Linked DNA regions of Mus musculus: regions 1 and 2 are each linked to region 3. Evidence: chromatin loops called from intact Hi-C (ENCODE). Cell type or tissue: heart. All regions are shown on one strand.

Region 1 (8,000 bases), 57 kb after region 3:
ATACAACACTGGAGTTATTTCCTTCAGACTAGAAACCTGTACCCTCCACAGGTTCCTGCACACATGGCTGGAGCGCTGGCATGGGTGGTTAGATGTCAGACTTCCTCAGGACCATCTATGCCATTTGGAAACATTCTTAAGATGACGGCTCTGCTTCCATCTGCATTCGTGTTCTTGTGGCTGAAGAGCCACCGGCAAGTGTCACTGGTTTTCTAGAGACTGGTGAACTCACTGAACCAGAGCGTGGCTAGAACCACACATCTTTTTCCATCACCACTGATGATCAGATAAGGGGCTTAGCTCTGGGGACCCTAGGGAGAGAGGTGGGGTAGCTGCAAGAGAAACCACACTGGAACCCTACAGAGGAGAGGAGCTGTAATCTAAGGATGCATTTCACAGCTTTCCTGTTAATAGGTTGGGGGTTTTTTTGGTTTTAGTGGGTTTTTTAAAATTTTTTATTTATTTTATTTTATTTTTTTAGTGGACCCTTGCTGTCTCACAAGGAGTCACAACTACAAAACTTACCCTCAAGGTTGTGAAAGGAAATAAAACTTGAGACCTGTGATTCATGTAATGTATGTCAAATAGCCCAAAGAGTTGTTTGTGAGCTTTGAAACCTGGAGCTGAGAACATAGCAGAACAGACCAGGACATGCCCGGGCAGGCCCATCGCCTCCCTATCTCCTACCCCTCTGACCTAAGTTAAATGTTACAGGCTGCTGATATTTAAATGGACCAATCATGTGAAACCGTGCCAATTCCTCCCCCAGCCCCACTCCTTTTCTATAAAAACCCCTAGCTTCCAAGCCTCGTGGTCGAATCCACTGTCTCCTGTGTGAGATACGTTTAGACCCAGAGCTCCACCATTAAAATACCTAGTGTTGTTACATCAAGGTGTTGTGTTCTATTCGTGATTCTTGGGTGTACGCCGAATCGGGAGTTGAGTGGGGGTTTCCCCACTAGGTTCTTTCAGTTGCATCAAGGATTCTCCAGAGATCCAGCCATGGCTTTACCAAAGCCGTTGGGAGCACTATCAAGAGACCTAGCTCAGAGATGATTGATGTTGGCCCCTGGTGCCAGTTCAAGGCAAGATAAGACATGTACTTTAAGGTTTGTCATCCCACCCTGCGCCACCTGGAGCCCACAGGAAGGGTGGCAGTGGGAGCAGCTCACACAAAGGCATAGGAACATAGGAGGAGGCTCTGACCACACCAACCCTGACTGCCGGTACACAATCCCTCCCTCCACCCCCAAGAATTATCTCAGCTGTTTTTATTGTAAGGACAAGCTCAGACACACACCCTCCCTGCTTCCAGATGTGTTCGTACATTCGTTCATCTTCCTTTTCCTGTCACTAGCCTTCTTTTCCAAGCAAAGCCCCCACTGTACCTTCATCTCATCTGCTCTGTTCCCGAACCCCTCACACTCTCCATACCCTCTTTCCTCTTTCCCCAGGGCCACTGTCTCCACTGGGGGTGCCTCCTAGACCATTTACACAGGAGGCTGCTCCTCCCACCCCCGTGGTGGGTTGGTCTGATGCTGCTTGTATTCGAATGCTAAATTCTGTTTCCCACATTGTTCCAAGATGAGCAGATCCTCACATATATATACCAGCTTTTGTGGTAAAAATCTTGTCCCCCAACTTTTCTGTGATTGGTTAATAAAGATGCCTACAGCATGTAGCCTGACAGAAGAGAGGTAGGCAGGTAGATGGACTGTGACTACATGGCCATGAGGAATGGAATTGGAGTAGGAATGGCTCAGGTAGAACGTGGCAAGTGATATCTTGTGGCTATTGACAGGGGAGTAGACAAAATAGCATAGAGGACTAATATCTGCCCAGCTCTAGTGTTTTAAGGCTTATTATAAATATAAAGGTTTTTGTGTCTTTTATTTGGGAACTAAATAATCTAAGGTAGGATAGAAACCCTCAATATTAATATTAATATTTGCTACAACACACCTCCCCCATCACCTTTCATTGCCAGGTGTCTCAAGCCTGAGGGTTGTAGGCTGGCTAACTCATTGATTGACAGCTATAAAAACCACCTTCACCTTCCCACTTCCTCCTACCCCTTACTCTACCTTTGAACCACAGCACAAAAGATTCCTTACTGCTGAGTCCTGGGCTCTGGCCAGCCCTGGAGCTTTGACCCTCCAGCCCACAGGTTGCTCACCTGCCTTTTCCCTTGGGTTCCCACGCCCAGCATGACATTAAACACCCAGGTGTTCTCTAAATTCTGAGCTTGACAGTACCACAGTGCCCTGGAGCTGTGGGATCCGGGGTCCTGTAAAAGCCTCCAATTCCCTTATGAGGTGGTAATAATACTAAGACCAAGTAGTAGATGTCAGTGTGTACATTAATACTCCCTACCAGGCTTTCCCTGTTAAATGACTAATAGGCAGGAGGCATGTACATCACGGATACATTAGACAAAAGGATACATCACATCCCAGGTAGGATAGAGCAGGATGGAGCAAGATTGCTTCAAACTATGTATTGATTTAGTTCTTGAATGTTCTACTTATTCAATCCCAGTTAACCACAAACCAGTAAAATTACAGATTAGGGGGAACCTGCTTCATTTGGTAGTTGTATTATTAATTATCATATTATTAATTAATCTGACTACTTCATTTGGTAGTCAGATTATTAATTGGATATGACTTCACCTTTTAACATCCTTTCCCTTAGCAAACCCCCAACTCAATGCCTAATATGCAAAAGGTACAATTTAAAGGGCTTTAGAAGGCTTAATTATCTTAACCCTCAGGACAATTGTATGGCGCTTTCTTACGTCACGGAAGAGTAAGACCCAGAAAGGCGACGTGATTGCCCACAGTCAAGGTGACTGAATTCTTGTCCTTGGTACTTGCTCTACAGCTGCTAAGCCAAGCCTAATTACAAAGGTGGGAGCTGGCTCACACCCACGAGTGTGCTCTGAGGAAACACTCAACACTGCCCACACTGACGTCACTCAGGCCCAACCATGGCTTTTGTTGTTGTTGTTATTCAGCTTTTTATTTCTGTATACATTCAGTAGAAAAACACAGACTAGTATATCTACCTTTTGCTACTTTGTGGATTCTTTTCTTACCCCCTCCCACTAGATGAGAGAGAGAGAGAGAGGGGGAGAGAGAGAGAGAGAGAGAGAGAGAGAGAGAGAGAGAGAGAGAGAGAGAGAGAGAGAGAGAGAGAAAGAACCTGAATCTAATTTCTTTCCTTTTGTTTATTCTTTGAGCACAACTACTGACAAGCCACAACTAACTCTCCTAAACTACCACCAACCCCACCTCTCAGGGCCCTAGCATTTATATAGCCTCTGGAAAGTTCCCAGAATTCCAAATGTCACATAATTGTAGAAACTATCTGCAGATGGCAAAACCATGCCTCTGCTAGAGCCCGAGGCAAATCATAGTCAGCTGCTGTGGACAGTCTGAAGCAGCCCCATATCCCACACCTGGGATTAAAATGAAAGCACATTGGTGTAGTATTTCTGTGTTTTTAAAAGAACCTCAAATTCCCACTACAATCTAACAATATTATGTAGTGAGATCTGATGATAAAAGCAAAATGGAGGGCCAGAGGATCACACTGCTACCCATCCTTGCCGTGGCTGACAATACCTGCACACAGTAGGAGCTTGGCAGTCCTCTGAGGAGGAGCATGGGCTCTATCTTCTCTCTGTGGTCATCCAGTCATTCCCTCCACAGATGCCAGGTGGGGACCCAAAGGCTCACTAGAGGGCACTGTTCAGTAGGGCTGTCCCAGACATTTGCTTCTGTGCAAGGAGAGATGTGGAGGACAATGCTTAGGTCATTGGGAGGATCTAAGGATACAGTAGGATCAGAAAAGCTGCTCTCAGCTTAGCAAAGAGAATGTTAAAACAGGAAGGAAGCACAACACAGTAGACAGGATCTTGTCAGGTTTCTGTTTCTTTAAGTAAGCACTAAACAGGCCCCTGTCCTAGTGCACACAGGTGGCTCCAGCAGACAGCTGAAGCCCTGGGGGACTTGCACGGGTAGATTTCAGGTTCTTAACCATCTGGCTCCTCCCTGCCTCCCAACACCCACCCTACTGGTATTTCTTCTCTTTCCCCAGAGTCTCCCATGGAAAGCTGAGACCAAGGTCTGGTGGAGAAACATCTGCTTCAGGCTAGCAGCTGTACTCTGGAGCGTCTTCTTCAGAATGTCAACATATAATTTACAAAAGTTAAAAACAGGACTGTCAGCCAGGCGGTGGTAGTGCACTCCTTTAATCCCAGCACTCAGGAGGCAGAGGCAGGGGCATCTCTGTCAATTTGTGGCCAGCTTGGTGTACAGATTGAGTTCCAGGATAGCCAAGGATACGCAGAGAAACCCAGCCTTGAAAACAAAAACCTTAAGCCAAACAAACAAACAAAAAATCAGTACTGTAATACCAACATAGAATATATGCATAGGCTTTTAACTCATTAATGAAGAAACCATTCAGATGACCTAATGATGATTCCAAGTCCTTTGGAGAAACTGTTTGCATTTAAAAGAAAAAAAAAAAGACAAGGTTGGGAGGGTGGTTCTAAACATAGTTACGTTCCTTTAGGGTCATTAAACCATATATAATCTTTAGATAGTCCTTTAATCTGGCTAAAAACCAGCAAATTAACATGCAACTTCCTACTGTGGAGGGGAGGGGTTTAACAGAAAAGTAATGAGACAAGTGATGTGGAGATGTTTCCTGGAGAGCACTGAAGACTTTTTTTTCGAGACAGGGTTTCTCTGGATAGCCCTGGCTGTCCTGGAACTCACTCTGTAGACCAGGCTGGCCTCGAACTCAGAAATTCACCTGCCTCTGCCTCCCAAGTGCTGGGATTAATGAAGACCCTTCTTGAGGTGCTACGGAGACCATAGTGGGACAAAGTGCCTGTCAACCAGAGTTCAGAACCCAGACCCACACGAAAGCAGGACCTAATCTTCCAAGTGTCTGCAGTCAGTCCCAGCACTCCTCTATTCAGAGAGGGGAGGCAGCGACAGGAAGACCTCCAGATATTTGCTGGTGAGCCGGGCTTACACAATGAGGAGACCCCACCTAAATTAGGTGGAGAGGGAAGAATCAATGCAAAACGTCCTCTGACTTCCACATGAACTATACAGCATGTGAAAACCCTTCCCTCTCACACATATCAAACATACATACATACATACACACACACACACACACACACACCTTCTGAGAGGTCCTATTCAGCAAAGCCCTGTGTGACGTTGAAAAGATTTCCTGTACTCTTTTTGGTCTATCCCTAAATTCTTAGTATATTTTTCTCAATAATAGCAAATATCTTTCTATCTGAGATTGCCAGGATATTCAATAGCTTTTTGTCAGGTTCAACCTATTGGAATAAAAAAAAAAAAACCTTGAAGGAGCCTTGGGGGAGGGGCATGACTTTAATCCCAGCACTTGGAAACTAAAGGCAGTTGGCTCTCTGAGTTCCAGGCCAGCCTGGTTTACAGAGAGCTCTAAGACAACCAGGACTACACAAGTCCTGTTGTCAAAACAAAACACCCCTTGAATGTATAAACTCTCTGCCACGATGAATTCTGTGTCTCCACATTCTTCAGTTCCTGCCCAGGCGAAGAAGTATTTCTTAGCGTGAACCAGGCATTTTTAAAAGATTAATTTAAAAATTTCAGGTGAGATATTTTGGTTAGATCTTTCCCCCTCCCTTAATTCCTCTCAGATTCTCCTTATCTCCCTACCTGTGCACAACCTTATATTCATATGCATTCTCATTCATTCATTCTCTCTCTCTCTCTCTCTCTCTCTCTCTCTCCCTCCCTCCCTCCCTCCCTCCCCGCCCCCACCCCCCACTTTTTTTCTTTTCTTTTTTTTTTTTGTAATTAAAATTTATCTGTTTGGAGAGAGAAAAATTGTGGCTCTGAGCAGAGGAGGACAGCAGCGTGAAAGCATTAGGCCTGGTGGTGATGGTGGTGATGGTCGGGTCTCAGGACCCGAGTGGACTTAGTCCCGCCCCTAACCAAGAAGCTATTCGCAGTTGACACCTGATGGGGAGAAGAATGATCAGTTTCCTGCAAAGCTAGAAGTGTCACTGGGCCGATCAACCACACCACACTCCAGCACAGTCCCCATGCCCGAGAGTAGTAGACCAACACAAAATGAACCCCATCTTTGTGTGTGTGTGTGTGTTTTGTTTTGTGTTCGCTTTTCTTTGGTCTGATTTTCTTTTCTTTCTTTCTTTCTTTTTTTCTTTTTTTTTTTTTTTTTAGTTTGTTTTGATTTTATTTTTTGCTTTGTTATTGCTCTTCCTGATTTTCTTTTTCCCTTTTTTTTTGAGAGAGAAAGAACATTTAGTCAGGCGGGTGTGGAGGTGGAGAGGATCTGGGAGGGACTGGGGGAAGAGAAAGAATATGATCAAAATAAATTGTACAAAGAGTTTTAATAAAATAGCATCTTATGCTTTGCAGCTGGAGAGAGGCGTGTCTCAGAGCAGCCTTTACTGAGGGCTTGTCTGTGGCAGACATTGCCGAGTCTTGTGTATATTAAATCATGTCTTCCCCACAGCTCTACACAGTGAATGAGATATGGGGTGGGGCGTGGCTTAGTTGGCAAAGCACTTGCTAAGCGAGCATGAGTTTGATCCCAGAGTCCATTTAAAAAGCCAGGCAAGGTAGAGCACACCTGTAATCCTGGCACCAGGGGGCAGAGACAGGAGGATCCCCGTGGCTTGCTGCTGGCCAACTAGCCTTACTAAATCGGGGATCCTCAGGCCAGTGAAAGACCCTGTCTCAAAAAACAAACAAACAAACAAACAAGATGAAGAGCTTTTGAGGAATGACCCCAAGTTGACCTCTGACCTTTATGGAGGCTGCACGCAGACACACATGGAAAGAGAAGAGGAGAAAAGAGCCCAAAAGTCCAATGACTTGTGAAAAACCACACACCCAGCAACTTGTAGAAAAGAGATTTGGGCCTGGCACACTCCTCCTAACCACAGCAATATTTGTGATCTGGACTATTAATCATTTGTAAGTTCCAGAGTAGCTCTGTCCAGGCTGGAGACAGCAAGGAGACCTTCCCAGAGGAGATGGAAGGCAAACCGCATAGGTTGTCCCATTAGGGGAAGAAGGTGGGTCTGTCTCCTCTCTGCTGTAGTTACTGTACACCACATATTCCTACCCCATGGACCTGAGAGCTTCCAGGGCCCAGTTCAGGAGCTTTCCAAAAGGACCACGTGTTCATTGTAGTGGGGTCAGGGTACAGGCACAGCCTTAGCCATGTCTCTGCCTTTGTTGAAGCAGTGACGAGCTTTTTTCATTGGTTTTGGACTTTCCCCACCCTGCACCAACCTAGCAGTATCAGGGAAGCAGGCTCCAGGACCTCATGTGCACCATCAAAACTGCTCCTACCGCTGCCCTTTAGGAAGGGTTCTGTCTGCTGCTTGGACAGGGCAGTGGGGCAGCACTTGAATACTTTATTACACAGACAACACCCTGCACCTGGTTCAGCACGGAAGCCCCTGGGGCACGCACAATCCTGGAACCAAGCAGTGGGCATGGACAAACATAGGGTTGTCCTTCCCTTTCACCCTTTCACCTTCTCAGAGTAGCAGCTTCACTGCAGATGGTCCCAGAACTTTCCACAGAGTTCTAGTGTCCTTACGGCTGATGGCCTCAGGGAGCTGCCCCAGGAAGGCTAGTGAAATAATAGGTCCAGTCCAGAGACCCTGGGCATGCGCTCTAGAACAAGAAAGGGAAATTGGGAGCATGGCTTTGATTGCAAAACTTGTGGTATTTTTGTGTGGGTGGAGAAGCAATTTTATGAGGTGCCCCCAACCCTGCAAGATTAGAGGATTTCTTGGCAGCTCTGGCCTGGGAAGATGTAGCCCACCTCCCATAGACCCTCAACCCACAAGGATTTCCTGTATCCTTGGGAAGGTCATGTCAGGCAGATAAGAGAAGGTCTCTGAGCTCCTGCAAGCTTTGTAAGAAGTGTTGACCAAGCAG
Region 2 (8,000 bases), 210 kb after region 3:
ACCCCATTCACATTTAACTTTAGCAACCTCTAAATTCTCTGCTCGGAAATACTGCTATGGCTTGACTCTTCCCCTGCTCTATCGGACTTCCTGTGCCTGTGTGAGACAGCTCAGAGAATGTGGCCACCTAGGTAGTGAGTGAGTATGTGTGGCTTAACAGTTTCAAAACAGAAAAGAATAAGATTCTGGGGCTGGGAACATGGCTCAGCAGTAAATGCTCCCTGAGCAAGAGTGAGGACCCAAGTTCAAATCCCCAGGAGCCCACATAAATGCCAAGTGGTTCTCTGGAGGCAGACAAGGGATCATACTGACTGGCTCTGAGTGTGACCGAGGGACCTAACTCAGGAAGCTGGATGAGCAATGCAGGGTGTTCCTAACATCAACCCTGGGCCTCCACATGCATATGCACACATAAGCTCACACACGCGTGCAAAAAAGCCCATACAAGCACATACATACCATACACATGGGGAAAGGATTAATAATAATAATAATAAGAAGAAGAAGAAGAAGAAGATCTTTTTTATCTTTTCCACAGTAAACATTTTCTAGTTAATGTAAAATATAAGTGTATTTAGTGTGCCTGATATAATATTGAAAGCAGATCCCATTCTTACAGGACTTTTGGGCATATAATAGTCTTGGGGGTCAGGCTTTATTAAGCCAGATATCCAAGGAGACGATGGGACTCCATTGCTGCGTGGTAATTGGATGAGCTGAGCCTCAGAACCTTCCAGAGTCTGTTCATATCTAAGTACTTTAACTCAGAAATATTATTCAAGGGGATGAGCTTTTACATGACGGGTAAAATGCACCTTGCCAGTGTGATCAGCTGTTATGGTAGGGTTCCCCTGGGGTTGATGGAGTTGGGGGCACATACATGCACACACACACACACAGACACACACAGAGGCCAGGCACCTGAGCCACTGCCTGGCAGTGTCCCCTAGCAGTGATGGGTCTACTGATTCTAGCTGGAAGGTCGACACCAACAAGCACTAAAAGTGGACCCCGATGGCAGGCCCTTTGTCCTTTAAGGATGTCTTTTTCTCCCTGTGATGATTTCCCTCTTAGGCTTGGGAACAGGAAGGACAGAGTAAATAGCCTTCCCCAGGTCCTTCATGGTTTGTCTTTGATGCGGTTCTCAGGCTTGGACTGTTGCTGTCCCTGTCACCCCAGCTGCGCTCTCTTCTCCCCACCTAAATCCCCTCACGGTGGCCATTGGGCTCCCTTTACCCCCACCCAGCAGGCTGACTATAGCTGTGAAGGATGGAAAGAGAAGCCAGCCTGTTTATGTCTGGATCTAGGCTTCCTCATCTGGTCTCACCGGCTGACTGCAGGCAGTGACTTCATCCCTCAGCGGACAGTGGAGGCCTTGGTAGGGCCACTGGAATTTTCCTGTTTTGCACTGGCAGGTGACTTGGGGAAGGCAGTTTAACAGGTGCAGTCCCTGTCTATTGTGGATGTTAGTGACCAGGATATCAAGAGACTGGAGAGCAGGTTTGCCCCTCCTCCTGCTGGATCTCCCTGCCTCTAATAACCCCTTCATTGCCAAGCTTGGTTTTCATAAGGATGGGCTGTCACCCACCCAGCACTTTCCTGATCCCAGGGAACTGTGTATTTTTTATGTCCTTAGCCATGCTAAGGAGAAGTAGGTCAGATCTCAGACTTATCCCTGCATGATAAATGAGGAATCAACTCAAGGTAAACTGCCAAGGCCGGTGCTCTATGGCAGGTGAGTGGATGAGCCAGGCTTGGCTCCTCTGGAAGCTGCTACCCCCGGGGAGGCTGCAGGGAATCACTCATTCTCATTAAGTCGCCTCAGAGTAGGCAGTGAGTGCATTGTGAGGGGGGAGGAGGGGATGTGTGGGAGGCAGTTTCCATGACTCAGAAAGTCCGGGGATCTTAAAATGCTGACATCACATGAAGTCATTAAGTAGAGAAGAATCATTTCACTGATGTCAAGATCCTTCTGATTCATCTATTCATGCATTAATTAATTCAGTAAGTGTATAAATGCATTGAGTACCACTCCCTGTTCAATCAATACAAGTCTGTATGCCAAAGTCAGTGCAAACCTGGGTTGGAGAGATGGTTCAAACATTAAAGCACTTACTGCACTTTCAAAGGGACTGCATTCAGCTCCCAGCACCCACATAAGACGGCTTATCCAGTGCCAGGGGAATCTGACACCTTTTGACCTCTGCAAAGGTCTGTGTGTGCATGGTGTACTCAGAACTCACCCAGGTATGCGCATACATTTTTTAAAATTAATTTTTTAAAAAATCAATGTAGGGGCTGGTGAGATGGCTCAGTGGGTAAGAGCACCCGACTGCTCTTCTGAAGGTCCGGAGTTCAAATCCCAGCAACCACATGGTGGCTCACAACCATCTGTAACGAGATCTGACGCCCTCTTCTGGAGTGTCTGAAGACAGCTACAGTGTACTTATAATAAATAAATAAATAAATAAATAAATCTTAAAAAAAAAAAAGAACAGTGGAATTTAAAAAAAAAATCAATGTAACCAAACACCAAAATTCACTAAATTATCAACTTGATCAATTGTTGAACAATTAACTTACTGGGGACATTTTTAAACCAAATTTTTAAACCAAATTGTTGAACAATTAACTTACTGGGGACATTTTTAAACCAAATTTACCTCTTTCAGTTATAACAACTTAAATGCTAGAATTAAATTAAATTACTAGCTAGAATGTTGGCTAAGCAAAAATACTTAAGCATTCTTTTTCTACATGAAATACTACATTTTTGATCATTCCAAGCCCTTATCTAAAATTGTTTTTACTGCTTCTGAATTCTTTTTTTTTTTTTTTTTTTTTTTTTTTTTTTTCAATTTTCGAGACAGGGTTTCTCTGGGTAGCACTGGCTGTCCTGGAACTCACTCTGTAGACCAGGCTGGCCTCGAACTCAGAAGTCCGCCTGCCTCTGCCTCCCAAGTGCTGGGATTAAAGGCGTGCGCCACCATGCCCAGCTGTGAATGGTTTTTAATTATTTCATTATTTAGTTTATTGCTTTATTTACTTATCTGTTTATTTGGGGCTCATGTCACTGCAGAAGTGCAGAGGTCAGAAATCTAACCCCCAGTCCTCTGCAAAGACAGCAAATGCTCTTAAGTGTTAAGCCATTTCTTCAGCCCTCTTCATTTTAAAGGTCTTAAGGCATCTTCCAATAATTATTAGATGGTGTTTCTGGGTTTTTTTTTTTTATCATCATAATAAGTCTACAGGGTTACTTATAACATCACCATTTTACAGTCTAACCGAGGCATTAAGTACTTTGCACAAATACTCCAGCTGAATCCGATTTCCAGGCTGTCCAGCTTCAAGCTCACACAAATCTTTCTACCTCTACCACAATCTAAGTGCCCTCTGTGATCTATTACAAGGGCAGGACATTTGTATCTCAAAGTATAGCGAGAGAATTGAGTGAATGGTACAAATGGAAGCCTCTGGCAATGGCCCAGCCTCTGAGGCAGGAGCTTTTCTGTAGTAAATGTGGAAGTTGATGAAGTGTATGTGTGTGGGTGGTATATATGCACGCCCTTGGAGCCCCTGGAGCTGGTGTTACAGTTAGGAACCTGCTGACTTGGGTGCATAGAACCAAAATCTACAAAAGCCACGCTTTTAATCACCAAGCCATCCCTCAGCTGACTACTTTCTCAAGCTCATTCATTCCTTGGAGATCTGCTGCAGCAAAGAGTGAGAACACGCATGGGGAGGGCCTACCCAGTTTAGGAGAAGATGGACGAGAGAGAATGAGAGAGAGGTGGGTCACAAGTTACTCAAGCTTCCTGTGGCTGTCCATATTGACCTTGGTTTCAGAGGACCGTGAGGCACAGCCTGGAACACCGAGGGCACTGCGCCACCTGCTGTTCGCAGTCTGTACTCATCTGATTCTTGTCTTGCCCACATGTCTGGCAACCTCAGTGAGTTAAGCCTTTTTTTTTTTTTTTTTTTTTTTCCTTTCTTTTTTTTTTTTTTTTTTTTTTAAGTTAAGATTGGGAAGAGTGGGGGCTGGAGAGATGGCTCAGCAGTTAAGAGCACCCGACTGTTCTTCCAGAGGTCATGAGTTCAAACCCCAGCAACCACATGGTGGCTCACAACCATCTGCAGTGAGATCTGATGCCCTCTTCTGGTGTGTCTGAAGACAGCTACAGTGTACTTAGATATAATAAAAAAAAAAAAAAAAAAAAGATTGAGAAGGGCGATTCCTTGGTAGAAGTAAAAAGACTTGAGTAACTTTTATAACCATTTGTGAGGCATATGACCTTTGGGCAAGGCCTTTAGCGTTGTCATCCTTGTCTCCTCCTCCCCCTCCCCCTCTCCTCCTTCTCCCCCTTCTCTTCTCCTCCTCCTCTTCCACCTCCTCCTCCCCTCCCTGTCCCCTTCTTCCTCCTCCTCCTCCCCTTCCTCCTCCTCCTCCTCTTCTTCCTCCAAGACTGTATAGCCCTGGCTGTCCTGGAACTCACTCTGTAGACTAGGCTGGACTCAGACTCCCAGAGATCTGCCTGCCTCTGCCTCCCAAGTATTGTGATTAAAGGTGTGCACCGTCACTGCCCGGCCTGGCTTTTAGCTTCTTAGAGTAGTTTCTGTGTGTAAAATAAAAACCACAGGAATATTGTTTCACCCTAACATTTAGATGAAATGAATGCTCAGTTTCTCGTTATTTTACTTTATTTTGAGACAGGGTCTCATGTAGCCCAAATTTGTCTCAAATTTGCTTTGTAACTGAGTATGACCTTGAACTTTTGACCCTCCTACTTCCACCCTGCCCTGAATGAAGGGAAGAAAGGGGTAGGCTTTCTGAACAGAGCATTGATATAACTGACACCAAGAACAACAATTAACAAATGGGACCTCATGAAGCTAAAAAGTGTCTGTAAGGCAAAGGACACCATCTTTCAGACAAAGCGGCAGCCTACAGACTGGGAAAAGTTCATTCTTGGCTTTTAACCTGTGGAGCCGTCTCACCAGTCCCTGATTTTATTTGATTTGATTTGATTTTTGATTTTTTTATGGAAGAAAGACTCCCTAATTAAAATTGTTTCTACCATCTGCATCCATCTGAGAGTTTCCAAGATTCTGGTTCACAAATTTCAAATCACTCCTTTCAGGCAAATGAGCAATTTAAAACCAAGAAAACTGGAGTGGTCTTTTCTCAGCCCAGTTCTACTGGGAGCCGATACACAGAGCAAAGCTAAGAGGCTTGGCTCCCTCCAAGAAGACATGAACACCACAGCAGATTCTGTTTGCCTGGAGATCTTTTCCGGTGTGGATGGCAGTCATCAGACGGTAGCTCGCACACTGCCAGTCTCATCCTTCTGGACCATTAGCTTATGCTGCTGCTTTAGAAATTCAGCAGTGAGGCTGGTGAGATGGCTCAGTGGGTAAGAGCACCCGACTGCTCTTCCGAAGGTCCGGAGTTCAAATCCCAGCAACCACATGGTGATTCACAATCATCTGTAACGAAATCTGACTCGGTCTTCTGGAGTGTCTGAAGACAGCGACAGTGTACTTACATATAATAGATAAATAAATAAAATCTTTTTTAAAAAAAGTAGTTCAGCAGTACAAACTGTCTATCTGTGACTTCCAACAGTACAAGTAATAAATTCAGTACAACCCACTTGACTGGGTATTTCAACCCTGTGGTGATGGGGGATAAGGGAGCCTGGTACCAGGACTTCTCTTCTTACTGCTAGATGTTTTCCCATTAAAATGTAGCTTCTGAAATTTTTCTCTCATTTGTGGAAATAAAAATAGCATTTAAGGGCTGGTGAGATGGCTCAGTGGGTAAGAGCACCCGATTGCTCTTCCGAAGATCCAGAGTTCAAATCCCAGCAACCATATGGTGGCTCACAACCATCTATAACGAGATCTGACGCCCTCTTCTGGTGTGTCTGAAGACAGCTACAGTGTACTTACATGTAATAAATAAATCTTTTAAAAAATAGCATTTAAAAAAGATAGCATCTGGGACTGGTAGAGGTGGCTCAGCAGTTAAGAGCACTTGTTGCTCTTGTAGAGGGCTGGAATTCAGTTCCCAGCATCCATATAAGGTGGCTCACAGCTACCTGTAACTCTAGTTTCTACCCTCTGCTGGCACACAGGTGGGTACATACTCAAGAAGATACACAGGCATTCACATAAATAAAAGCAAATCTTTTAAAAGATAGCATTTAACTTTACTAAATTAATAAAATTTTATTAAAATCCACACATTGCTGGGGGATTTCCATGACCTCGCACATACCCAGTGGCATGATTCGTGAAACCCTTTTGGAAAGCAACAGACATATGCTTGCAAGAAAGCTCAATATTTGCCATTCCTTTGAGGTAATAGAACTATTTTTTGAGACCTTATCTAACAAAGTGTTGCATTTGAAAGTCTGCCCATATGAGACATGGTGGTACATGACTTTAATCCTAGCACTTGGGAAGCAGAGGCAGGTGGGTCTCTGTGAGTTCAAGGCCAGCCTGGTCTACATAGTGAATTTCAGGACAGCTAGGGATATGTAAAGAGAACCTGTCTCAAAAACAACAACAAAGCCGGGCGTGGTGGCGCACGCCTTTAATCCCAGCACTCGGGAGGCAGAGGCAGGTGGATTTCTGAGTTCGAGGTCAGCCTGGTCTACAAAGTGAGTTCCAGGACAGCCAGGGCTATAGAGAAACCCTGTCTCGAAAAAAAAAAAAAAAAAAAAAAAAAAAAAAAAAAAAAAACCAACAACAACAACAACAAAATAACAGCAGCAATCTGGAGAGATAGTTCAGTGGTTAAGAGCACTGACTGCTCTTCAGAGGTCCTGAGTTCAAATCCCAGCAACCACATGGTGGCTCACAACCATCTGTAATGGAATCCGATGCCCTCTTCTGGTGTGTCTGAAGACAGCAACAGTGTACTCACATAAAATACATAATTTTTAAATAAATAAATAAATAAATAAATAACTGCAACTGTCCCTTGGGTAATAATCCCCATAGCACCAAGATACAACAGTAGAAAACATAAATCCTGATCTGAAGGGACCATGACTAAAGTATCTCTCTGGACTACTATACAGACACTAAAATGATAATCACGGGAACAGGGAAGATGGTCCAGATGGTAAGGAGCTTGCTAGGTGAGCAGGAGGTGCTCTCCCCAGCAATCCCATAATAGCTGGGTGTGGTTATGTGTGTATGTAACCCTGGCATTGGATGAGAGCAGAGGCAGGAGGATCTCTGGGCCTAACACACTCAGTGAGATCTGGGGGGCAGAGACCCCATCTTAGAAGATAAAGTGAATGATTCAGGAAGACATCCAACATTGACTCGTGGCCTCCACATGCAACATGCACACGTGTACATTCATGTGCACATGTGCTCACACACATGCACAGTGACAAACATGGAAATGCTTGCTATCATGCTAAGTAGAGAAAAGACAGAATGCATTATATGTCCATTTTTGTCGCGGTCCCCTTGTTGTCCATGCTCATGGATAATAGCTAGGCTAAAATGGGCAAATGCATGAACAGTTATGTTCAAAAACTGGGATTCTGGGTGATTTGGGGGGAAAGATTTATTTATTTTTATGTATATGAGTACTCTGTAGCTGTCTTCAGACACACCAGAAAAAAAGCATTGGATCTCAATCCAGATGGTTGTGAGCCACCATGTGGTTTCTGGGAATTGCACTCAGGACCTCTGGAAGAGCAGCTAGTGCTCTTAGCCTCTGAGCCATCTCTTCAGCTCCAATGGGTGTGTACTGGCTAGTTTTGTGTCAACTTGACACAGCTGGAGTTATCACAGAGAAAGGAGCTTCAGTTGAGGAAATGCCTCCATGAGATCCAGCTGTAAAGCATTTTCTCAATTAGTGATCAAGGGGGAAAGGCCCCTTGTGGGTGGGACCATCCCTGGGATGGCAGTCTTGGGTTCTGTAAGAGAGCAGGCTGAGCAAGCCAGGGGAAGCAAGCAAGCCAGTAAAGAACAGCCCT
Region 3 (8,000 bases):
AAAACCGTGTAACGAGGTGTGACGGCGAACATTTAGAATCCCAGCACTGGGGAGGTGGAGGCAGGAGAATTGCCAAGTCTAAGGTCAGCCTGGGCTGGGTAACAAGATCCTGTCTCAGAAAACCAACAGCTAATGGAAGTAACTTAGTGTTAAAATGTTTGCCTCGTAAGTGCTAGGCCCTGGGTTGGTTCCCAGCAACACACAGACTTTAACCAAAATGTCCCACCACCTAAAAGCATGTATTTATCCCCACCTCCTAAGCGGCCCCAGAACCAGAACCTGATGAAGGAATTAGGGTGGAGGTGGTAAGAGGTGCCACTGCACTTCCTCTTGTCTCTCTGGCAGGTGGTCCCCCAAATCTCCCCGAGCTTTGCAGTCCAGGGCTAAGGTAGAGCCTCTGGGAGCTAAAGCTTAAGATCTCAGCACTGATTGTATGCTCTGCTCAGACACCTAGAAGAAACGAACTCGGTGACCGCGCACACAGACAGACACATCTGAGTTACTGAGCAAGTTGCAAGGAACTGGAAGAAAATAGTTGCTTACAGGCTGAGAGGCAACAGTGCTCAGAGTCCTAAAAGCCAAAGAAAGGTCTTAGGGGCTATGCTGGTGGCCCAGATCTCACCTCACCCCAGAGTCCCTCCCACTGAGTCGGCAGCCTCCGCTAGGAAAGACATCCTCCACAAATCGCCTGACGTCACTGCTCCATCAGGGTGAGCTTGCACTTGATGTATTAAGTTGTGGTCATTTGGAATGAGCACGAGGAGGGAACTTCCAGTAGTCTCACAATACTATGAAGAAGGGCTGACACTTTTCTGTGAAACAGGCTAGGTTTTATCTGGTCTCCCTGGAACCCAGCTCACTGCCCACCAGGAGGCAATAGCATGCGAGCCCCTCTGCAGCCACATCTGTCAGGAGACAAGAAAGGGAAGCTCTGCCCTTGTCATAATGTTTAATCACATAAATTAATTTATCTAATCACATAAATTATTTTTTTTATTCATCAGAAATAAACTTTTAAAGGAATGAACTTGTGTGAAGGTTTCATGGCAATGGCGGGGGGTGGGAGTGGGGGTGAGGTGCAAAAAAGACAGAAGAGGGCATCTTGCTTATGGAGGAGAAATTCTGCCCTGAGCCAAACATCTATCTCCACAATAACCAAGGATGTGTGTGTGTGTGTGTGTGTGTGTGTGTGTGTGTGTGTACATGTATGGGTGGGAGACGGGGGTAAGACCAGCCCCAGGGTGCCACCCAATTCCACTCTACTTCACTGACCCAGAAAAATAGGCTGAGTAGGAAAATGTGGTCTCCTCCTTCCTCTGAAACAAATGGGCTTCTTGAACAGGTCAGCCCTTGCAGGGACCTTGCATGTCCCTCGAAGACTAAACACCTGAGCACAAAAGAGTGTCTATGAGGCACTGGACTTGTGGAGACCCACCACAGGAAGATTGATTAGGTTCATTTGTGACAGCTGAGGCCGAAAATGTCACCTCCAGCCTGTCTTCCTGTTGGAGGGGGTGGATCCTTGGCCAGAAGTCCTTGTTTTTAGGGCAGCCAGACTTAGAAAAATATGAAGCATTCCTAATCTGCAAGATGGGGGTGTCAAAGAATCACCATAGCAACCAAAAATGACCTTGGGATGAACACCAGTGACTGGGGGATACTCCTGAACTCACACACTCTGAGCCAGTTGGTAATAAAGCTTGCATATCTCTGACTCAATAGGAATGACAAAAATTAGGCTAGGACTGAAGACTGCTAAAACAAAAGTGAGATGCCTGAGGGGCAGACCAGGGAATAGGGTAAAAGGCTATGGTTGAGCCTCCTTAGTGCCAGTCCTGTGCCGCCAGACACATCCCTCAGTGCTCAGCAGCCCTAAAAAAGGCATATGGCCGTTCTTCAAAGGGACAGCCTAAGACTCAAGGGGGCAGGAAGTAGCTGAGCAAGGTTGGCTGCTGCCTATCAAAACTCACACCCTCTGTACACAAAAATCGTATCAGGTCAAAAGGCCACCAGTAACCTTGCCTGCAAGCCCTGGCACCTGCTGTGCCCAGGACACTGGAGCCCAACTCACATTCCCAGAGATGGTCACAATTCAGGGAAGACAAACCCTAGACTCAGAGAAATGGGAATAATAGGGTACTGCTCTGAAGGTGGGCAAGGCTTCCTAGAGGGTGTGGTCTGCCCGATTCCTATGCACTGGAGTTTCACAGCAGTGAAGGAGAGACACTTCAAGCTGTAGGGTTGTAAAGGCAACAGCCTGGGTTTAATGAGACAATGACTTAGAACAAGGAGCAATTCAGTGAGTCCGGGGCTTGGAGTGACAGGAGGGGAAGAAGTCAAGAATATACATCATGTTGGGGTCCCAGAATTCTCCAGGATGGGGATCCAGTAGCGGGAGGGAACTGCCATCAGACAGGCTGGCACAGGAACGCAGATGTGAGGTGGCTACTGACCCGTTACCCCTGTTTATTCCTCATAGCAAGACACACAGGTAGATATAAAGTACAGTGGTTTGAATATACTTGGCCCAGGGAGTGGCACGATTAGGAGGTGTGGCCTTGTTGGAAGAAGTATGTCACTGTAGGGTGGACAGTGAGACCCTCCTCCTAGCCACGTGGGAGCCAGTCTTCTCCTGTTTGCCTTCAGAACAAGAGGTGGAATTCCAGCTCCTCCAGCCCCACATCTGTCTGGATGCTGCCATGTTCCCACCTTGATGATACTGGACTGAACCTCTGAACCTGTAAGCCAGCCCCAATTAAATGTTTCCTTTATAAGAGTTGCCTTGGTCATAATGTGTGTTCACAGCAGTAAAGCCCTAAGACATAAGGCCAAAGCACAGAGAGGTAGAGAACTACTCCAAGTTCACTCACCCAATAGAGCTGGGATTTCCCAGTTACTCCGTTAAGATCCACTAATAAAGGACAAAGAGATTCAGGTTGTTTCTTCTAAAGCTCATGGTTTGCTTATTTACCGACTTTTAAAACACTTAATTCTTTGAGAATTTCATACAGTACTTATATATGGAAGGGGAAAGGCACGTGTGTGTGGAGGTCAGAGGACAAACTCTGATGCTGGCCCTTGCCTTCCTCTTGTTTGAGGCCAGGTCTCGTTCTCTGCTGCATACACAAGGCTGGCTGGTCCATGCAGAGCTCATGGTTTCACAGTCAGCCTGCTGAGATCCTCAATGAAAACCTGACGGGCAGGATGGAAATCAAACAGGCTGAGGTGGGGAGAGGACCGTGGGGCAATACATACATGAGGCAGAGCCTGGCTCATACTAGAGGCTCCTGAGCAATGAGGGATGTGGGGGTTGGGAGAGAGGAAAGACCACAGGACCATTCCATTCCATATATGTTTGTGGCAGGAAGGGGGCATCCAGAGGTCACTGACTAAGAACCTTCCTCTCTGCTGCTCAGCCAGTGATGTCTTCCAAATGATGCTCCCAGAATCCTACTTTGCCCCCCCTTTTTTTGACCATGACATCTTTAAAAAGTTGTGTGTGTGTGTGTATGAGAGAGAGAGAGAGAGAGAGAGAGAGAGAGAGAGAGAGAGAGAGAGAGAATGAATATGTTTAAACACACCACAGAGGCCAGAGAGCACAGGATTCCTTGGAACTGTAATTGCAGGTAGTTGGTGGTTGAGTGCTGCCTTACAAGAGTGCTTACAGGAAACAAATCTGGGTCCTCTGGAACACCTGTGTGCCATGGTAACTATGTGTCTGAGAGACATTCCCCTGGGCATTGTCATTTAAACATCTTTGCCCTGAACACAACAGAATTGCTTGCGCCATTTCCCCCAGAGTAAGAAAGCCTCTGGCATTGTGTTCCAGGGTGGACTGGGGCAAGGACAGGATGGTCTGTCCAGGGGCATTACCTAAGAAGGTCAGTACAAGGCCCAAACCCTTGGGACCATATTTAGAATTCCCCTTCAATTCTGGCTTCAGGAATTCTACAGCTTGGAAAAGGAAGTTTGGTTCTCCTCTGCTCCGAACTGTGCTGCAGAAATGCTCCAGGTTTCATCAGAAGGCTGATCCTCTTCCATAGGCGTGTGGGGCTTGGGTGACCCAAGGTGTAAAGAGATCCAGAGCAAAGCTGGTGGCTCTGTGCTCCCAGCACTCTGATGTTATAGGGATCGTTAGAGAAGCAGGAAGGAAGACGGAGGGCTGTCGTTACTTCAGCACCCGGGTCTGTAGAAAACATTACTTTCCTCCAAGACCTTAGGCTCTGGAGAAGTCAGTCCCACTTCCACTTGCTAGAAGGACCCAGAGTTTCAGAGAGGGACAGGAACTCAAGCTGCCCAGGAGATGGCTGGAGCTGCCCATCAAAGGCAGCCAGGGAAGCAATTGGCCAAGGTCGAGCTTTTAGCAGCAGTGGAGGATGTTTGGAGCTGTGGGGAGGGGGAGGAGAGAAAAATCATAAAAGGCTAAAACTGTAAAGTGTAGAAACGGAGATTGACAGTGCTAAAATGTAGAGTGTGGAGCTTCATCCCAAAGGGGAGAAGAGAGACGCGCAGGGGATCTCGCACCAGTGCAACTTTGCCCCACGATCTTCAGACATGCAGGCTTGACTTGTCAGGACAGCCCTGCCCCATGTCTTAGAAGGTAGCCATGTTTGCAGCCAGCAGCACAGTTGGCCAGCACCAGGCTGTTCCACAGGGGGCAGTGTGGTTCCATGGGACATTAGTAGAGTGTCCCTGTCTCTCTGGAGGGAAAAAAGTTTCTAGGAAAAATTTAAGAAGCAAAGTGTAGGTGAATATCTTTGTGTGTCTCTGGAACTTCTTGAGGGCTTGAAGACATCTGTGTGTGTCCAATATCTCCAGAGACCGTGGAATCCATGCTATCACACCAGTATTTTTATCCTTGGGGATTTTTTGGTTGGTGTTGTTTTAATTATTGTATGATCTAGGGACAAATGCTTTTGCAACCACACCTTGAATTCATCAGAGTCCTACTCTAAAATATCACTAGAATTATTACCTGCCTATGTTTCATCTTTGAGATAGCCTCTTCTAGGCCACAGGCAGGGGTCACATCGTGTTGCATGTAACCTCACCAGCTTCCAAAGCTATGAAATGGCTTAGACAGGATGGATTTAGTTTGTTGGTGACCAGTGTTTGAGGGCCCTCTGGTTTGAACTTTGAACACGCAACATAAGACTGTGCGTAAACAGTTACTGCCCACCACAGCTGTCTTGTCTTCCTTATTCACCTATACAGCCCCACCCTAGCTGTCCAAAACAGCTCCTCCAAAGAGTGCTTTGCTAGGAGTCCCTTCCGAACACAGCTTCGAAGAAACACAATTTGATCCTTAATATACTGGCACCTCTTTGTCAACTCTCACCACTGACAAAGCTGGAAGCTAGGGTCTATTAATGTTCCTATGGCTGTAACTAAACACTATGACCAACAGCAAATTAGGGAGCAAAGAGTTCTTTCCCTTTCACTTCTGGATCACAGTTCATCATCAAGAAGTCAGGGCAGAAACTCAGGAAAGGAATCTAGAGTCAGGAGCTGAAGCAGAGGCCATGGAGGAGAGCTGCTACTGGCTTGCTCCCCGTGGCTTGTTCGGCCTGCTTTCTTATAGTGTTCTGGATTACTAGCTTAGGATGGCAGTGCCCACAGTGAGCTAAGCCCTCCTCCATCAATTATATATCAAGAAATGCCCTATAAGTCTTCCCTATGGACCAATCATATGAAAGTATTTTCTCACTTAAGATTCTTTCTTCCCAGTGAGCCTAGCTTGTGTCAAGCTGACATAAAAAAATAGCCAGTACAGGATCCAACCCAAAGAAAGTTGTTACTGAAATAGAGAAAAGACTTCTGATGGTGTGACCTGGTCCCTAGAAGACGGTGCTCATGGCCTGGACCCACAAAGGGCCGTCTAGAAGAAAAACGGGGAGACAGAGAGAAAGGTTTCTTTAATAAACCGTGCAGGCACCTGGGCCATAGGCACTTGCAGTTCAACACCTCAGGCTTTCTTCCTTCAATGTCTGGAGACAAAGGAAGGAAGCAAAAAGAACACGTAAGAGCTTTGGGCTTCAGAGAAGTGACTTTGAGCAAGTTGCTTTCAAGACCGCTAGGAATCCATGATGAAGAGTTCTACTTAACTCCCCAGTTCCTTTCAAAATGGAGCAGTGCTAACTGGGGAGTTGACTGGAAGCTACAGGTGCTCTGGGTCAAGGAAGGTCTCGTTCCTCCTACTGGTGGGTGTTTGGCTGTGGACTTTACGTACACCCTGGTTCTTCTGAGGGGAGAAGAAATATCTGCTGGCGGTGTTGGACTCTCTCCCACAGCAGTGATGAATGGAAGTTCCAGCTTTAGCCTCAGGATTGAGTCTATCCCGAAGATGGCAGAGGGAAAACAGTCAGGACTCCAAATCTGTAGTGACCTCATTAACCAGCTTGTCTAACAACTGTGGGTAAAAAGACACACCTCTTGCTCCAAAGGGAGTGTTACAGTATGACTAGGTAATCCGTGTCTAACATGATCAAGTCTCTCCAGGAAAAGTCACAACAGGAAGTGAGAGGTACCTTATTCTGAACCACGCGTGAGCAACCATGGCCCAGGAACACAGATCCAGGCCACCCTGAATGTCATGTTCCACTGTGCAAGTAGTAGTCACAAAATGAAGGTGGTTGTAAGTCATTTGACTAAGATACCGCCACCAGGAAGGAGTGTTTGCCTCAAGCTATGCTATCGACAGGTGCAATAATTATCCCTGTAATGAGATACTGTACTTTTCCTTCCCAGAATTCCAAGCTACCACCACCACTACCTCTCACATTCCAATGTGGTAGCTTACCAGGCCAAAGTCATGCAGCTTTCCAAGTCTGAATCATTTAGAAAACTGTAACTTCTCTTCTTCTTTAAAAAAAAAAAAATCCTTTTCTAACAATGTTTTCCTTCATAGCTTGGGTTTCCCCAATACTTGGGGCTTTCTTACTCTTTCTTCCAAGCTCCCTTCCCACTGTGGGTTGTTTGTTTCCTGTCTTAGTAAGTGTTCTATTGGTGTGAAAACAGGCCATGAGCGTGGTGATGGTTTGAATGGAAATGGCCCCCATAGGCTCCTAAGGAGGGAGTGGGACTATTAGGAGGTGTGGTCTTGTTGGAATAGGTGTGGCTTGTGGAGTGTGCTAAATGTTGCCCTTTATAAGAGATGCCATAATCATGGTGTCTCTTTACAGCAATAGAAACCCTAAGATATCATGGGAATGTACCTTTCTTATAAAAGAAAGCACTTCACTAGAGCTTGCTTACAGTTTCGGAGGTTTATGTGGTCCTAGTGGAAGCATGGAGACATGAGAGCAGACATGGTACTAGGAAAGTTGAGAGTTCTACATCTGGATTCATTCATAGGCAGCAGGAAGAAAGGGACACTAGATTTGGCTTGAGCTCTTGAAGTCCCACACTTCCTCCAACAAGGCCACACCTTCTAATCCCTCTCAAGCAATGCCAATCTCTAGTGACCAAGCATTCAAATCTATGAGCCCGTGGAGGCCATTCCTATGTCACTTCTTATATGTCCAACCTCCCTGCCAGCTTACATGGCATGGCTTCTCCGCTCTATCCTCCTTCTCTGTCAGCTGCTGAGGTTCACAGCAGCCTGCCCTGGCGGGTGTCTTTTAGACTCCAGTACAATTGTCCTTAAAGTTGGGTTCGTTCTGAAATTCTTTCATTAATGAGATCAAGAACCACAAGAAGGGACCCCAATTTCCTCAGTATCAGTTTTACCTAATAGTCACAGAAGTGTTAGGTCAGATACAGTGGTTAGTAGACAATGGCTATTCTGAAAAGTAGAGACAACTCAAGATATAACTTAGTTCCTGATCTGCAACATACTGCTCTCCAATCAGGAAGTCTGCAAGACCTCTCACACGGGTGGGGCTTCTCGGGGAACTCCAGTCTCACCTCCATTCTTCCAGGCTACTCAAGTCCATTCCTGCAATATTTAAGCCAGCCCACAATGGTTTCTATCTCAGAGACTAGCCAGCCATATAGGGAAA

The links. Hi-C counts contacts between places; a loop is a spot of excess contacts. Peaks named below come from ENCODE experiments on the same cell type or tissue, not always from the same donor. Only the 100,000 strongest peaks of a DNase experiment are listed, where the experiment ranks them.
Region 1: a loop joins it to region 3, with 3 times the contacts of the local background. A loop is called at or near these places in 5 of 42 quality-filtered maps.
Region 2: a loop joins it to region 3, with 7 times the contacts of the local background. A loop is called at or near these places in 11 of 42 quality-filtered maps.

What each region holds. Positions count from the first base shown.
Region 1 is chr9:67,152,807-67,160,806 of GRCm38, reverse strand. It overlaps Gm19299 (predicted gene, 19299), which reads right to left. Exons shown (of 3, transcript NR_045748.1): 2 at 3,627-3,781. Gm40529 (a long non-coding RNA gene) reads left to right here. Exons shown (of 3, transcript XR_870878.2): 3 at 4,102-4,422. Among named protein-coding and RNA genes, the nearest start is that of Gm40529, 21 kb to the left of the region's middle. In heart, a CTCF peak has its summit at 3,736 (motif pointing right); no DNase peak of the experiment used is centred here; H3K27ac peaks cover 2,806 bases.
Region 2 is chr9:66,997,200-67,005,199 of GRCm38, reverse strand. No RefSeq gene overlaps it. Among named protein-coding and RNA genes, the nearest start is that of Gm30639, 12 kb to the left of the region's middle. In heart, CTCF peaks have their summits at 2,431 (motif pointing left) and 3,896 (motif pointing left); a DNase peak (open chromatin) is centred at 3,879; H3K27ac peaks cover 798 bases.
Region 3 is chr9:67,210,112-67,218,111 of GRCm38, reverse strand. It overlaps Tln2 (talin 2), which reads left to right. Exons shown (of 58, transcript NM_001081242.2): 58 at 1-1,027. Among named protein-coding and RNA genes, the nearest start is that of Mir190a, 23 kb to the left of the region's middle. In heart, a CTCF peak has its summit at 4,650; a DNase peak (open chromatin) is centred at 4,641; H3K27ac peaks cover 3,201 bases.